Regions from separate parts of the Homo sapiens genome. Here region 2 is linked to region 1. The links are chromatin loops, found by intact Hi-C in ENCODE. Cell type or tissue: Calu3. All regions are shown on one strand. Links, peaks and the distances in the headings refer to the core of each region. The heading gives the core; the rest is flanking DNA.

What was found. Hi-C counts contacts between places; a loop is a spot of excess contacts. Peaks named below come from ENCODE experiments on the same cell type or tissue, not always from the same donor. Only the 100,000 strongest peaks of a DNase experiment are listed, where the experiment ranks them.
Region 2: it touches region 1 in a loop (2.0-fold over the local background); 5 of 110 quality-filtered maps call a loop at or near these places.

What each region holds. Positions count from the first base shown.
Region 1 is chr1:204,688,980-204,697,305 of GRCh38, reverse strand. No RefSeq gene overlaps it. Among named protein-coding and RNA genes, the nearest start is that of LRRN2, 7.4 kb to the right of the region's middle. RefSeq lists enhancers at 2,852-3,803, 3,804-4,757. In Calu3, for the core only: no CTCF peak of the experiment used is centred there; a DNase peak (open chromatin) is centred at 4,785.
Region 2 is chr1:204,619,606-204,627,931 of GRCh38, reverse strand. It overlaps LRRN2 (leucine rich repeat neuronal 2), which reads left to right. Exons shown (of 2, transcript NM_201630.2): 2 at 7,714-8,326. The coding sequence starts at 7,940. LRRN2-AS1 (LRRN2 antisense RNA 1) reads right to left here. Exons shown (of 13, transcript XR_007066814.1): 9 at 6,719-8,326; 10 at 6,093-6,575; 11 at 5,810-5,977; 12 at 556-959. Among named protein-coding and RNA genes, the nearest start is that of LRRN2-AS1, 60 kb to the right of the region's middle. RefSeq lists an enhancer at 7,515-8,326. In Calu3, for the core only: a CTCF peak has its summit at 3,738 (motif pointing right); DNase peaks (open chromatin) are centred at 3,731, 4,421 and 6,361.

The DNA of each region.
Region 1 (8,326 bases), core at 258-8,257:
CGGGATACTGACCACTTGCATCCCCGTCGTTCCTATAGATGGAATTTCTGATGTTAGATTCACTCAGCTTTTGTTTAAGAATTGCTCAAGATGTTTTTCAGATACCAAATTCCAGTGAAACAGCTGGTGTCAGTCAGTTTGAAGACCCCCACCGAGGAACAGACTCATCCCAAAAATACAATTTCTTTATCTCCCCGTCCCATGACTTCTCTGTATTCTGTGACCAGTCAACAATCCCCACTTTGGCTCACTCCAAAACCCTTAAAAACCCTAGCCCTGGACTCCTTGGGGAGATGGATTTGAGGTTTTCTCCTATCTCCTCATTCGGTGTCCCCAAGATTAAATTTCTTTCTCAGCTGCAGCCTGGTGTCTCAGCATATTGACTTGCCACACACATCGGGCCATGGACCTGTTACAGTTACAATACAATCTACAGATCTCATTCAGATTTTGCCGGTTTTAAAGAACTCAATTGCGTATGTGTGTGTGCGCGCGCGCGCGTGCGCGCGTGTGTGTTTAGTTCCATGCAATTTTACCACGTGTGAAGATTCATGTAATCACGCCATAATCAAGACACGGAACTGTTCCATTCACAAAGATCCCTCACGCTCTCCTTTTATAGTCATACCATATCCTTCATCCCCAAGCCCTGGAAACCACTCATCTGTTCTCCATCTGTGTAATTTTGTCATTTTGAGAATGTCTTATGAATGGAGTCATGCAGTACCTTTGAAATTACCTTTTCTTCACTCAACACAATGCCCTTGAGATCTATCCAAGTTGTTGCATGTATCAATAGTTCATTCCTTTTTGTTGTTGAATAGTATCCAGTGGCAAGATGTACCACAATTTGTCTAATCATTCAACCATTGAATGACATTTGGGTTGTTTCCAACTTGGGGCCATTACAAATAAAACTGCTATGAACCATCATGTACAGGTTTTTGTGTGGACATGTGTTCATTTCTTTGGGCAAATGTTTAGTAAGGTGATTGCTGGATCATATGGGTAAGTATATGTTAAGTTTTTAAGAAACGGCAGTTGGGGGTAAATGGACAGTTAGGAACATCTGGGAACCATGGCAGGGGGTCTCCATTGCAGGGTCAGAGGTGTCCATTAAGTCTCGGCTGGGGCCTGGCTGGGAAGGGAACAGATAATGATCACCCTAGAGAGACTGAGACTGCAGCTGACACAGCTGGGACATGACCAAAGGCAATTGGAAGGAAGAGCTATCTGAACTCCAAAGCTATTCAAAGCAACCTACGGAGAACTCAGAAACAAATTTTAATCAGCAGAGTGACACTGGCCTCCAATAAACCTCTAACCATGCTGGAAAGATAGGCTGCCCAGAATGATTCTCAAGCCATAATAGTGTACTGGTAAATCAGAGCCCTGTACACAAACAGCGCAATCAAAGAGGCTTAGTTGTTCACTAAGGAGTTTTGTGGTCCGGCCCCAGCCTCCCTCAGGCTCTGTGTCACGTGACTGGAGGGGCTGCCAAGTGGAGGACACCAGCTCATTCCCTCATTCCCTCAATAAACATTTGCTGAGGCCCTACTATGTGCACAGGCCTCGGACCAAAACCAAAGAAGCCAGTATCTAAACAGGTGGTCACATTTAGAGGTGAATCATAAGTTGTGCCAATCAGGATGTTGAGGACTTCGGTCTTGTGAAGTCCTAGGATACCTTAGGAAAATTACCATCCTACCAGCTAGAGCTTCTTAACACAGAGCAGGTTATAGGGCATGTGGATGAGGCAGGGTGTCAAGGCCTTAGGAACAATGGCTAATACTGGGCACCTTGTCAGGTGCCAGGTGCCTGCCCTGTGCCAGGCACAGCACAATAGTTTAAAAGGGTAAAATTTATGCAACATTTGTTTGTTGAATTTCCTACTATGTGCCAGAATAACCAAAGAAGACTCTGATTTCACAGAATAGGGAGAGCTACTTGGACAAGAGACAAAAGGGTGCTTTAATAGTCTCAGCCCAAGATGGCCAATGCTTTCTTGATTTCCTGTGCTAGAGATTAAGGCAGCCATTCAGCAATTCTCCAGTAGGGAGGGGTGAGGGAGCTGAATCTCCAATTTGGGATTTAAGTAGAGTTTGAAAAAGCATATTCAACATGATGCTATAATTCTATATTTGAAATTAGTATTAAAATAAAATAAAAAGTATTTTAATTTAATTTTTATAATAAAAACTAGAGTAAGTCAGGCTTGATAAAATGGTCTTAGCTAGTGCAGAGACATAGAAAAGAACCAACTCTCAACTGAGGACAAATTCTGGAGCAAAATGCAGTAGAATCCCCAAAAGTATGTATAGTATTTTTGTTTATTACAAAGAAAGTTTGAGTGAAAAGAAAAAATGATTTTAAATATTGTATTGGGGGGTTATCATAATCACCTGGCCCTATGCACTTTCTCAATTGACAGACCCTCTCCCATGCAAAGTCAGAAAGTGCAACCTTCGGAACACCAGTCAGGGGGCCTTAGATGCCTCTCTTCTCATCTCTCTTTGAAATGCTGTCTCCTTCCTCCAAGAAGTCTTTTGTGAGTGTCAGGTTGTTCTGCTATTCTCTGAAGGTCATGCTAGGAAGAAAGCTCCCCTTGCTTTGGAAACTGCCTGGAGCCAGACCTGGCTGAAAACTCCCCCGTGTTGGTGGATTTGTCAGGGGGTCGGCCTGGGCAGTAGGGGTCCCTCAGCATGAAGCATTCCCTTCGCCAAATGCGGTAGTAGGAGAGCAGGAAGTAGGCAGCAGGAGACCACAGGGTCTCCATCCTGAAGCACCCGCTAAACAGCATCTGGCAGCCCCTAAAATGTTCTAAACCTCAATCAGTGGAAAAGGAGCAAGATCAGCTTCTTCTCTTTGTCCTTAAGAAAAAAAAGATACATTCCAGATAATTTCACCGTGATGAAAGAGGAAGAAGCGCTGAAGTAGCAAAGGAAATAAATTAACGCCATCTCAGCTAAAATCACACACAATTAAAACCTGGATCTGAATGTACTTTCCTGTTCAGAGAGAGCAGCTTGAAAATGACATGCATTAGTCATTCACTCCAGCCACCCGACTCAATGTATGGGGATGCCACACCATCTCTGATGGCAGGGCCGCGGGAAGGAGAGGGGAAGGGTTCATGACCCCAGTCTTCAGCTTTCTGTTCTCTCGTCTGGGGTCTGAAAATCCCACTCCTCCATGGCGGAGGTATCCGAGTGAGCCAGATAAGCCAGGTGGGAAGAGACCTCTCTCCAGTGGCCACTTCACCATCTTCCCTTCACGTTGGGACATGCCAAGGGAGAGGTTCGGGTCTGGGGCCCGGGAAGGGATTTGGTCCGAGAGCCACTTATGCGGGCAGGCACAGCAATGGCGGAGCTCCTGCCCACTCTGCCCAGGGTCATGGCCTGCATGGAGGCTACCCAGCATTTTGGGGGTCACCCCCTCATCTCCTGCCTTCAGACAGTCAGTCTCCCTCAGCTCAGGGAGATGGGAGTTTTTCTCTTCTTTCTCCTACTGTTTTTCTTCCTCTTCTCTTTTAATTTTTCTTCTTTTGGCGGGGGGGAAATAAAGAACAATCTTCTGCAAAGGAGATGGATTAATGTGACTGAAAAAAAGAAGACAGAAAAGACCACGAACCAAAAGGTCCCCAGGTGCTGACATACTGAGGCCAGTGACCAGTGACAGGCTCTTCTTCATGTTCCCTGAGGGTAAAATAGGAAGGAATGTGGTTGGTGGCAGGAGAAGCAATAAGAATAAAATATAAGGATGAGCTTTCTGACAGTCAAGATTTTAATCCCTTTGACAAGTGACTCTTGGGATATGGGATCTCTTTTCCATGAAAGGCAGAAGAGTTGTGGAAGGAAAATGAAGGGAAAAAACAAAAAGAGAAACAAAACCAGTGGACTCAGCATCAGAGGACATGGGCCTGAGGCTTGTTCTGGCCTCTTCCTGGCTGGGGGAATAGGCACTGTGAGCCTCATCAGGACCGGATGAGGCAACACGGACCGCTCCCAGCACAGACTCAGGGACTCAGGGTCAGTTTTACCAAGTTGCTTATCATACAGGCCAGCTCCTATGGACAGGAGAATGGGCCAAGCTGACCTCTGCCTGAAGAGCCACTTCATCTAGCAACAAGACTGTCTCCAGGCCACACCTCCCTCAGCCCTCTTTCTTTCTTTCTCTCTCTCTCTCTCTCTCTCTCTCTCCCTCTCTCTCTCTCTCCCTCTCTCTCTCTCTCTCTCTCTCTCTCTCCTCTCTCTCTCTCTCTTCATTGTCTGGATCCAGGCCTCAGGATGCTTGCCTTAGGCCGCCCAGTGGGGCTGGGACTAGGGTGAGGCAGGGGAGGTGCCTAGGCCAAAAGTTAAGGAGGCACTCAACCCTCAGGTTCTGCAAGTACAGGGTCAGCGCCTCAAAGTGAGTGCCTCCTTAAATTTTGTGCCCCGGGGAACTAGCTTGCCTTACCGAGTTTTAGCCCTACAGCTCAGCCCTCTGTCTTTGCTACTATTAGATGTGTTTCTGGACACAAGAAAGAATATAATAGCCCTTGATGAAGCTACAGTCCCCAGGGGGTCATCTGGACTCAATAGTTTTTACGATTCACTTCTTCCTAAGGAGGTGAGAGGAGAGGACAAAGTCAGACCCAAAGCACCCAATCAACAATGCTGTTTGATCCAGGACATAACACTGATTCCCCCTGCCCTGAGCACTCCTGGATGGGGATCCCCACTCAGCAGGTAGGGGCTGGTAGGGGCAGTGGGTAGATGAGAGGCTTCCTTCCCAGGCAGGTAGAGTCTGTGGGAAGTCTGCCATGAGCAAGGCCCTCCAGTGGGCACTCTAGGGAAATAGCAATGAATGATACAGTTCTTTGGGGGAATTTATCATTTAATAGAGAGGGAGGATACCCAGAGAAAGTAACTTTTCAGGCAAAATGCAAATGATTGCAAATAAACATAAAGTGGCATAAACCAAGACTATTCCTGCAGAAGGGAAGTGGAGTGGCGTGACCAGAATCAAGAGTGAATGGGGGAAAGCTTTCTGGGAGGAGCTGAATTTTCTCCACGGTTTACAGTGTTCCTCCAAGTACGGTCTTCGGACCACCTGCATCAGAATCCCTTGGGGAGAAGGTCAAAAATGCAGTTCGTGAGCCCCACTTGAGACTTACTGGGTAAAACCCAGGAGTCTGTATTTTAATCAATTCCCCAAGTGGTTCTTCTGCACACACAGTTTCAGAAACACTAGTTTAGACAGAAAAAAATAGACCCATGGAGTAGCTGCTGGGAAAGACCTTAGGAAAGATCTTTAGACATCCCCATGAGCTCTGAGATCTATGTTGGAATTAATTCAAATATTGGAAATAAGACCACAAAGACTTCCTTCTCTGACAGAAAATAAGAAGGAAAATATAGAGGTCAGAGACAGTACAAAGAGAAAAGAACAGGATTAGGATACATGAAGTCGCAGTTTCTCTGTCCTGTGAACCATTTCTGAAGTGAAATGTTCAGAAATGAATAGAATCTGATTACAAAAGAAGACAATCAACAGAAATAAAAAGGCTGGATTTGGGCAAATATGTTATTCTTACCATATGGGATACCCCATGTGTATTTTATTTGCATGCTCTGGAAATAAATAACCAAGGCTTGATAGTGACATCTGGAAAGATATACGTTGAACACCATGACTCAGCACACACACGTGTTTACATGAAAAAAAAGTATTCATGAAATGTGTCCTGTTTCATTTTCATTTCAACAAAAATTCTTTTTCATTTTTTTTTTTTTTGAGGTGGAGTCTCACTCTGTTGCCCAGGCTGGAGTGCAGCGGCGAGATCTCGACTTACTGCCACCTCTGCCTCCTGGGTTCAAGTGATTCTCCTGCCTCAGCCTCCTGAGTAGCTGGGATTACAGACGGGTGCCACCACACCCAGCTGATTTTTGTATTTTTAGTAGAGATGGGGTTTCACCATGTTGGCCAGGCTGGTCTCCAACTCCTGACCTCGTTATCTACCCGCCTTGGCCTCCCAAAGCTCTGGGATAACAGGAGTGAGCCACCACACCCGGCCTTTTTTCATTTTTTTAAAAAAGTGCTTGCTGCGACCCACTGATGGGTCTCTACCTGCAATTTGAAAACCAATAAAGCAGAAGGGAGGTGTGGGTGATGGGCACTTGGGGACAGAGTCTTCTTGACAGCCTATGATGGGTCTCAGTGAGGTGGGTCAAAAGTCAACTCAAAAGATGCTTGAGAGTCCCTGGGACTGACCTCTCAGGAAGCCTAACTATTTTGTCCTGCCTTCAAGCATCTTCTCAAGATTTTCCTCCTCCAGAAAGACTTTCTAAATCAGCACTCCAAATGGCATTCCAACTTCAGCTCTTAGAGCCCTCTCAAGTGTCCCCCAGTCTTGGTGTATGCGTGGCAGCCCTTAACTGAAAAGTCATGCACTTCGGAGTAGGCCAGATATACTTGCAAGTGGTGCTGGCTGGCTGGTCTGTTTTCAGATGTGCCATGGGGCACAAAACCCTTGTCCCCCAGCTTCAGACCTCTGAGGCCTCCCTTTTTGCCCATACAGGTTCTGAATGGGGGAAGGGTGGTCACTCCAGTCCTTCCCATGGTCCCTTCTACCTAAAGCATTTCCTTCAGGAATCTTCTGAATATGTTAAACAGAAGAGGATTTGGTTATTGCCCAGTTTAACTGTTTTAGATACTCAAATCCAATTTAAGAAATACAGAGTACACTTTGGGAGGCCGAGGTGGGCAGATCACGAGGTCGAGACCAGGCTGGTCAACATGGTGAAACCCCGTCTCTACTAAAAATACAAAAATTAGTTGGACGTGGTGGCAGGTGCCTGTAATCCCAGTTACTTGGGAGGCTGAGGCAAAAGAACTGCTTGAGCCCGGGAGGCGGAGGTTGCAGTGAGCCGAGATCGTGCCACCGCACTCCAGCCTGGGTGACAGAGCAAGACTCCATCTCAGGGAAAAAAAAGAAAAGAAAAAGAAATACAGGGCCGGGTGTGGTGGCTCATACCTGTAATTCCAGCACTTTGGGAGGCTGAGGCGGGTGGATCACTTGAGGTCAGGAGTTCGAGACCAGCCTGGCCTACATAGTGAAACCCCGTTTCTACTAAAAATGCAAAAATTAGCTGGCCGTGGTGGCACGCGCCTGTAGTCCCAGCTATTCGAGAGGCTGAGGCAGGAAAATCGCTTGAAACTGGGAGGTGGAGGTTGTAGTGAACCAAGATCTTGCCACTGTACTCCAGCATGGGTGGCAGAGCGAGACTCCATCTTAAAAAAAAAACAGAGTAGAGGTGTATCATTTATGGTTGATTAAATATGGTGTCTGTGGTGTTTGTGCTTATGCCTATAAAAAGTTGGGCACCGGGACATTGGTGAGGAATGTAATTTTTATGATCACATTGTTTCTGGGCAAAAACAGGTTCAACCTACATCATTTTTACCTGCAGTGCCTTTTCCAGGAATATAACCCAAGATAAATTTGAAGACTCCCTGCAGTTCCACACAGCTCTGCCATCTGCAACGTGTGTCTCTCTGCCTTTGCGGTTTTCTGTGTTCCAAGGGTGTCTGTGGATCCTGGGAGCTCCCTGAGGGCAGGGGTCAGGGAAGATCCCAGTTCTGTGGGGCCGTCTTAAGAAAAAACCCGCAAAATTCCAAATACAAAATTAGGTACAACAGTGATATTTACTTACGGCCAGCAAGAAGATAACAATTTACATGAGCCTTGGACATTCAGGGTCCCTTTCTCCTGACATTTCTTCATTCCATTTACCAGAAATCCTTACATAAAAATGCTTCCTGTTCGTAAACTGGCTTCCCCTCTTCACCTAGGACACTCTACAGTTCCCAGCTTTCATAGCCCACCCTCTCCCCACCATCCTGCAAGTCGAGAAGCCCTAAAACTTGAGCTTCATTCCCTTCACCTCTGCCTCTGCCTCTGCCTTCACTTGTTCTCTAATAGCCCAGAGAACAAGGCTCTGCACATGGGGAGCCCGGGCAGGGGACGGTCAGAGAGCAATGGGCACCCCCAGGCCAGTCTGTCTCACAGTGAGGTCATCCAACCACCTGAATCAGAATCCCCTGGATGGTTTATCTGAAATGCAGACTCTGAGAACTACAGAATCTGACTCTGGGGTAGGACCTCAGCACCTGCATTGGCCCACACTCTCCAGGTGATTCCAAGGTCCACTGCTCTAGTGCCTTACTCTCTGCCTAGTTGGGTCACTGGTGGGGGACAACAGTCCTCATTGACTCCCCAGACCCCACCCCATATCTCCCAAGGAGGCTGAGCAGAGGCTGCACACAACACACAGTGTCGTGTGTG
Region 2 (8,326 bases), core at 149-8,148, 69 kb after region 1:
CCGGATATTCTCTGAGCTACCACTGTGTCCAGACTGTTGGAAGAACTGGCAACTTGAAGCACAGTTCCTGCCTCAGAGGAGCTCACAGTCTGGTCGGGGAGACAGCAAGCCAGCCAGTTTAGGATGGAGGCACACTAGGGCATCATGGGAGCCCAGGAGATGGGTGCAGGGGGTCAGAAAAGTTTTCCCTGAGGATCAGCAAAAGACTGGCAGCAAGCGGCAGTGAGATGCAGCCTGGAGCTGCCTCCGTGCCCCCAACAGGCTGGCTCGGCTCCCCTGCAGCCTTTTTTGGTGCAGTGCACGCAGACAGCAATGACTCTGTGCTACCTACTGGCACCTTCCACTCCTAATTAAGAAATAATGAGGTAGGCTGCCTTCCAGGCAGCAGAGCTCTAACACTCTCTGCTTGGGCCAGCCAGGAGACCTGGGAAGACAGAGATTCCTGCCTGGGGACAGTCCCTCCCCTCCCAGGCCCAACAAGGGGGGTTTCCTGGAACCCTGACCCCTCTCATTCCAGAGACGAGGGGAGGGCAAGTATGAACAAAGAAGCCTCACCTTTGCCCAGCAGATGCCCTCCAGTCCCTTCCCACCATGACAGCCCTGGAGGTCAGGCGAGCGCTGGCACCGGAATCATGGAACTGGCAAGGGCTGGCGATGGGGTTCGGATCCTGGCTCCTCCACACTCTCGCTGTGGGACCTCAGTCCGGCCCCTTAGCTTCGCGGAGCTTACGTTTCTCATCTGAAAAGTATGTCCCTCACAGAAGGATGGGATGAGGAACATAAAGTGGCTAGCAAATAGAAGTCCTGGTACATGGAAGACACTCAGGAATGCCACATCTTTCCTCTGAGACTTTGCTTTCTGTTAGCATCCCAGTGGCAACAACTAGAGTTGAAGGGACTCATTTTCCCAACAGAGAGATTCTCAGAGTAATGGTTTTCAAGCTTTTATAGCTACAGCCCTAGGCAAAAAAAAAAAGAAAAAGAAAAAAGAAAAAGCCTTGTATCATGTCCCAGTGCACAAATGCGTGTGTATAAAATAGGGGGCAGCATCTCAAAACAATGCTTAGTCTGGCCGCATACAATGCAGTATGATATTTTCTATTCATTTTTTTAATGTAGATCGTGACCCACGTTAAATTGTTTTCATGACCTACTAATGGGTTGTGATTCACAGTTCACGGCAGAGCACCCCTCAGTCCTGCAAGGGAAAGTGCACGGTACTAGGCTCTAGGGACACAAAAATCCGTAACAAACCATCCTTTCCTCGAGGAGCTCTCAGTCTGGTTGGGAAGACAGACTCATGGCCTAACAGTGAGGAAGTTGCCACTGTGGTTTGTTCAGAGAGTCTCGGGGGCAGCTGTGGGAGGAACCACTCTTCTCTAAGGGAAAGCGTCACAGGGGAGGTGGCATTTGGGATGGGTTTTCATGGCTGAAGAGGAGTTGAATAGTTGAAGTTGGGAAAGGGCACGGCAGGCACAGTGAGAGGCCCAAGGTGTGGAAGGAAAAATAGCCAGGGTGTGGTGTGTCTGGGAATGAGAGGCAGTCAGGGGAAGTGTGGCTCTCTCAGGTGAGCAGGAAAGCCCAAAAGAGGCCACCGTACAGGACAAGGCCAGAAGTGAAAAGAGAAGGTAGGTGTGAGCATTTTGGTAGGGGGTGTGAGGTGGGAGAGGGCAGATGAAGAGGGCGGGCATTTCCAGCCTTTGGTGGACGGTGGTGCTGATGGCAATGGGACCAATGCAGCACAGCCAGGCAGTGGGAGGAGATGTTGCATTTAGGACAAGCAGAATGGGAGGAGCCTCTGAGACTGCCGAGTAGAGTGACCCAGGGGATGGATGGTTAGGAGTGCAGGTCTGGGCCCCTCCTTCCTGGCCACCCCCAATCCATCCTCTTGCCTAGTGCTCCAGAACTCTGTGATGAGAAGGCCTAGAGGGCACGGGGGCCAGGAGGTCACCCACATCATCCTCCCTCAAGGCAGCATGGCACTCCCAGGCCCAGGCCATGAGGATGCTGGCCAGAGCTGGGCCCCAAGGCTGAGAGCAATTTTTAGATACGGGAACTCTAGAAAGAGAGAGAAGAATCAGCCTCTCTTCCTGGAGATCACTGGTTAAACATGAGATTCTAAGACGCTATAGCCCACTTTGAAGTAGGGGGAGGAATGAAGTGGATTTAAAGTTCCCTAATGCCAGAGTAACCTAATTCCAAAGACCCTGGTCCCAACTTGTCATGGAAAAGGAAGGGGAATTCTGGGTTTTCAAGATGAAACTGCTTGGCGGCGATAGAAGTCGGGACCGTGGTTAGCTCCAGGTGGGGGCTGGATATTGACTGGGAAGGGGCACATACGTAGGAACCTTCTGGAGTGCTGGAAATGTTTATGTCTTGATTTGGGTGGTGGTTGTACTTGTACCTATGCATGTTGGGATCAGGGACATTTATGTATTCTCCCGTACATATGTTATACCTCAACAATATTTTTTAAGTTTATTACAAAAGTTGAGAGATGAGAAGTATTAGGTATTAGTATTAGTATTAAAATTCATGGCCAAAACCGCAATTACTTTTGCTCCAATCCAATGTATGGTAAGATGAAAGGAGAGGCTGCAATGCTGGGAAGCAACAGAGGGAACTAACAGGCACTTCATGTACCTTCCATCCCGTACTCCTCCCAGCAATTCCAGAAGGGGTGCAGGCATTATCCCCATTCCCAGCTCAGGGATTTGGGGCTCGAAAGGTTAAGTACTTTGCCCAAGGTCACACAGCAAACAGCAGAGCCAGGCTCACGCCCCACCACTCCTCCTTCACATAAGTTATTTATGGAATTCAGACTCTGGAAGAGCAGATAAACGCTGAGGCTGAGGTCTCCTCCAGCTCTGAGGTTCTGGTTGTGTGTGATTAAATGGGAGGTGGAAGTGAGGGGCCAGGCTTACCTCCCAGGAGGAGCTGGAGGCCAGGTATGCAGATGGAGGACTGGCCTTCCTCACCCTCAGCATCCCTCCCACCCAGCGCTTATCTGCTGGTGAGGAGGCCGGAGTTTATCAACGCTACACTCAATTATGCCGCCCATCTCTCTCCGCAGCTTTGTGGGGAGAAGGGTGTCCTGGCACTGAAGCAGCCAAGGCCAGGCAATCGATCACCACCTGCCACCCTCCCTCTGGACCCTCAGCTCCCGGGGGGGGGGGTGGGGGGGGAACCGCCAGGGAGAGGAGGGAGGAGGAGAGGAGAGAGGAGACTCTGCATCCACCAATACCAGGCAGGAGCACTAGGGCTGTGCTGGGGCCGGGGGCCTGAGAAGCAGGGAAGGGAGAAAGTAGTGACAGCGTCTCCAAAACTCTTCCTTCAGACCTTTGCCAAAGGTCTTAGTTTAATCAGGGGCATTGTGGATTAATTCCACAGTTTCCGCTAAATCCACAGAAACAGCCCCGAGAACATAGACCTGACAGGGTTTGCAGCACCAGCCTTTCCAAGAGAGAAACTTGCCCTTGGAGTGGGCAACCAACCCTGCTTCTTGGAATACGGCTCTAGGGCTTTTGTCTCCTGTCCCTGAAGCCCACAGCTGGCCAGCAGTCACTGGCTGCGCAAAAAGCAGCCCCCAGCCCCCATTCAGAAGGCAGGCTGAGGTCTGTGTGCAGCAGCTGGCTCTGTTTGTCCCTGTGGTTCCAGGCCCAGCCACACACACACACAGGAACAGTGTCCTTCCCCACACTGTCCCCCAGGGGGGTTGTTCTAGGCAGGAGTCAAGGAACAGGAGCTGAGGGGCCCAGCAGGGGGCAGGTGCGTGGAGGAGCTGAGGACTCAGGTTTTCTCTGAAGGGATTTGCAACTGAGGCAGCCTTGCCCTCTGCTCCTGTAAAACAGGTGCTGATCCACATTGGCTGGGCTGGTGAGGCAGGATGTAGAGTCAAAGACCCTGGGTTTGAATCCTGACCCCACTGCATAGAAGCTGTGCAACCTCTGATGAATCACCTAACGTTTCTGACTCTCAGTTGCCTCCCTGGCAAAATGGAGCTAAATAATCCCTTCTTGCCTACACACAGGGTTGTTGGGGGGATTAAATGCAATGCGTGTTCTCTACACATTTCACTATAGCAACTCTCAAGCACCTGCTACATGCTCAATCCTACACTTGGTGCTCTGGGGACACAAAAAGCATGTAAGATATGGCCCCTGCCTCAAGAAGCTCGGAATCCAATTGGGGAAAGTATACACGTGACAGTCTGAACTCCTGATCACCCCTGGAGATTACAGATGAAAGACAATTAGCTTTCTCTGCAGCTCCCCGGTAGAAACTGCTAATCAGCCTGCATGAGCGGGCCATGTGCAAGGCAGCCTTAGGTGGTGATGGCAGGTGAGAGGGCAGCTCTGAGCTGCATCCTGGAAAGAGCTGCATGCTCAGCAGTGAGGGGGTGGACTTGTCTGGGCCTTTGCCAAGCCTTGGGGTCAGAGGTGCAGTGTGAACATGAGTCATCAAGTCACTGCCTCTGGATCCCGAGGCCCAGCCCCAGGCTCCCGGCCCAGGAGCCACGACCTCTGCCTCATCCACCCAGCCCAACCAGGGGAGGGAAGGAAGGGGCAGCAGTCTGGGGTGAAGGGGAAAGGCAAGTGCCTGGAGGGTTTCAATGAAGTTTTAAATGGTTCCTTGATCCCCTCAGTGCAGTTGAGCACGGACTCAGCGCTTAGAACCAAGTGTTGATGAAGAAGGGAAACTGGACTCGGGTAGGGTCTAAAGGTCAGGGAGATGCTGGGGCCCAGCTGAAGACCCCTCTCCACCTCCTCCAGCCCTCACCCTTCTCTCCACTTGGGAAATGTCTTGGGCTCTCCTAGTTGTTTCGTGTTTTTGAACCTGCCTCCCCAACTAGCATGGCACTTGCTAACTTATCGAGCCCTAGGAGTCCTAGGAGCCAACTTCTATTGTCCCCTAAGAAGTCCTATAGCTGGAGAACCTCCTGACCCTGAGGGATGACTGGAGCTGGAAGAGAGCTAACATTTGTCCAGTTCTTTCTGTGTGCAACACACTCATTTAACTCCAATGACAATCTCATGTAATACAGAAGGAAATGGTTGCTCAGAGCAGTCAAGTAGCTTTGCCTCAGGTACTTGGGTAGTGAGTGGTAGGGCCGCGATTTGGGTCCTGATCTATTTGCCGGTAGGTCTGCTCTCTCACAGCAGGTCTAGGTGGCAGTCAGGGGTCTCTGGTATGTAAGTGTGGCAGGATTACTGGCCATAGATCCAGTTCCACAACAGGGACCTCTCGGAGACTCAGCTTGTTCCCTCCTTCCTTTCCACCCACCTAGACCACCACAAAATTCCCTCCCTGCTTCCTGACCCCCATACACTGGCTTGGGTAGCTGGGTTCCCCTTGCACAGGTATGCAGGCATGCATGCATGTGTACACATGTGTTTGTTCACACTGAGTTTTACGTGTCGGTGCACACACACCCCTATCAAAACCTCTGTGCCTTTGAAGTCGCGGTTGTTTTTCCCACCTTCAGAAATAGCTGCAGAGGAAAGTGGGAAGTAGCCAAATGTAAATAGGCTTGCTGTGTTCCTGCTCAGGGAACGGGACCCTGCCTCCAGCTGCTCCCCTCCCAAGCCCTAGCATCCTGGAAGCAGGATGAGGGAGGTGAAGAGCCCCTCTGGCCCGCTGAGAGGCACCTGCCTGGATGGTGGCAGGAGACATAGCTCCAAGCTTTCTGCAGCTGCCTGGTAAGGAGTCATCACCCCAGGGGACGAGAACAGGCACAGGGCCTGCAGCTGCAGCATTCAGTGCATCCCAGACCCTCCAGAGGCCCAGGGCAGGGTCAGATCAGACAGACCTGGCAGCACAGATGTGAAGTGTAAACGGCACACAGCCCCCTGGACTTGGGTTGATTCTTGTATCTTGCTGCTCACCAGCTATGTGACTTGAGCCAAGTTCTTTAACCTCTTCAGGACCTCAGTCTCTTAATCTGCAAACTGGAGGTATTAGTGCTTATCTCATGTACCTGTTATGAGAGTCATATGAAAAAAGACATTCAGAGTCTTCAAAGAGTCCTGAGCAATGGTAGGTGCTCAGTAAGTGTTTGTGCATTTCCTTGACACTTGTAGCTAAAAACTTACCTGGAATCAGACTTCCACTCAGGAGTCAGACCAGGCTCAAGAAGGCAACACAGTCTGGCCCCTTTTTGTTTCCATCTTTGGTTCTAGGCCAAGGCTGGACTTGCCTCATGGCCCTGGCATCTGAGAGAGAAACTGGATAGGTTCCTCATGCTCAGGATGGAGGAAACAGCAGTGGCTTGCATTGTTGATTGCAGGGGTGATGTCTAATCTCCTGAAGAAAGGAACTCTGGAGTCACAGAGATTGATTCATACAATCAACACACACTGGGCACCCATCCCGTACTACAGGCACAAGAGGCAAGACAGGTCTCTAGTTAGAGACGTTTTCCCACGGTGTGGTCAGAACTGTGACAGTAGGAAGCATGAGTACTGCAAGAGCATAAAGCCAGCCCCTTAGTCAGCCAGGTGGGGAGGTTTTGGAGAAGACTTCTGCAGGTGGTGACTGAACTTAAAGTTGAGCGTTGAAGAACAAGTAGGAGTTGTCTGGAAGACAATGAGGAGGAGACATCAGAAGGGGTGGCATGTCACGGTAACCTCAACCCAAAAGGTTTGTGTGCAGCGGGTAAGTGGGGTGGTGACAAGAGAAGCCAGGTGAAGGGGCCGGGCCAGGTCACAGAAGGTCTTACCTGCACAGCTGAGGAGCTCAGACCCAGGCTTCTTAACTCCACTGCCTCCTCCTGGGCAACACTGCCAGGCTGTTGGGAAAGGAGAAACACTCCTGCCTCCAGGGTGGGGAAGTTGGCAAACACCAAAGCAATATCCCCACCCAGAAGATCCTGGGCAGCAGAACACCCCAGCCTGCCTGGATGTGTCAGGTCTGCTGCCTTTCACCTCTAGGGTCCTGGGGAGCCCATCCCAGATTTTAGAAGCTGTACTTATTTCCACCAACCCTCACCCACCTCCCACCTACACTGCCAGAGGAACTTCTGGAAACTTATCATTTTATCTTCCATTTACCCAGTGAGCCAAGGAGGCTGGGAGGAAAGAGGTAAGAAAGGTTAGAGAACCTACCTCACATCTCTCTGGGCTCAGAAGGACTCTGAAGATAACAATAATTTCAGCCCATCCACTCTCCTTCCCTCCCAAACACACATGTGCATGTACACACACACATACACACACATACACCTTCCTCTCCTTCACTGAAGACTCACAGTCACTCACTCTGTGAGCAGGTCATAGAAAAGGACACTAAAGCCTTAAGGACAGGCCTGGCCATTACCTCTGCAGCTCCTTTGGCTTGTTGAGTCAAAAAACATGGGAGGGGCCAGGCACGGTGACTCACACCTGTAATCCCAGCATTTTGGGAGACCGAGGTGAGCAGATCACTTGAGGTCAGGAGTTCGAGACCAGCCTGGCCAACATGGAGAAACCCCCATCTCTACTAAAAATACAAAAATTAGCCAGGAGTGGTGGCAGGTGCCTGTAATCCCAGCTACTCAGGTGGCTGAGCCAGGAGAATCGCTTGAATCCAGGAGGCGGAGGATGCAGTCAGCTGAGTGCACCGCTGCACTCCAGCCTGGGTGACAGAATGAGACTCTGTCTCAAACAAACAAACACGGGAGGAGGGGTAGATACTGCTTCTCTGCAACCTCCTTAACTCTGCATCCTCTTCTTCCAGGGCTGCCCCTGATGGGGCCTGGCAATGACTGAGCAGGCCCAGCCCCAGAGGACAAGGAAGAGAAGGCATATTGAGGAGGGCAAGAAGTGACGCCCGGTGTAGAATGACTGCCCTGGGAGGGTGGTTCCTTGGGCCCTGGCAGGGTTGCTGACCCTTACCCTGCAAAACACAAAGAGCAGGACTCCAGACTCTTCTTGTGAATGGTCCCCTGCCCTGCAGCTCCACCATGAGGCTTCTCGTGGCCCCACTCTTGCTAGCTTGGGTGGCTGGTGCCACTGCCGCTGTGCCCGTGGTACCCTGGCATGTTCCCTGCCCCCCTCAGTGTGCCTGCCAGATCCGGCCCTGGTATACGCCCCGCTCGTCCTACCGCGAGGCTACCACTGTGGACTGCAATGACCTATTCCTGACGGCAGTCCCCCCGGCACTCCCCGCAGGCACACAGACCCTGCTCCTGCAGAGCAACAGCATTGTCCGTGTGGACCAGAGTGAGCTGGGCTACCTGGCCAATCTCACAGAGCTGGACCTGTCCCAGAACAGCTTTTCGGATGCCCGAGACTGTGATTTCCATGCCCTGCCCCAGCTGCTGAGCCTGCACCTAGAGGAGAACCAGCTG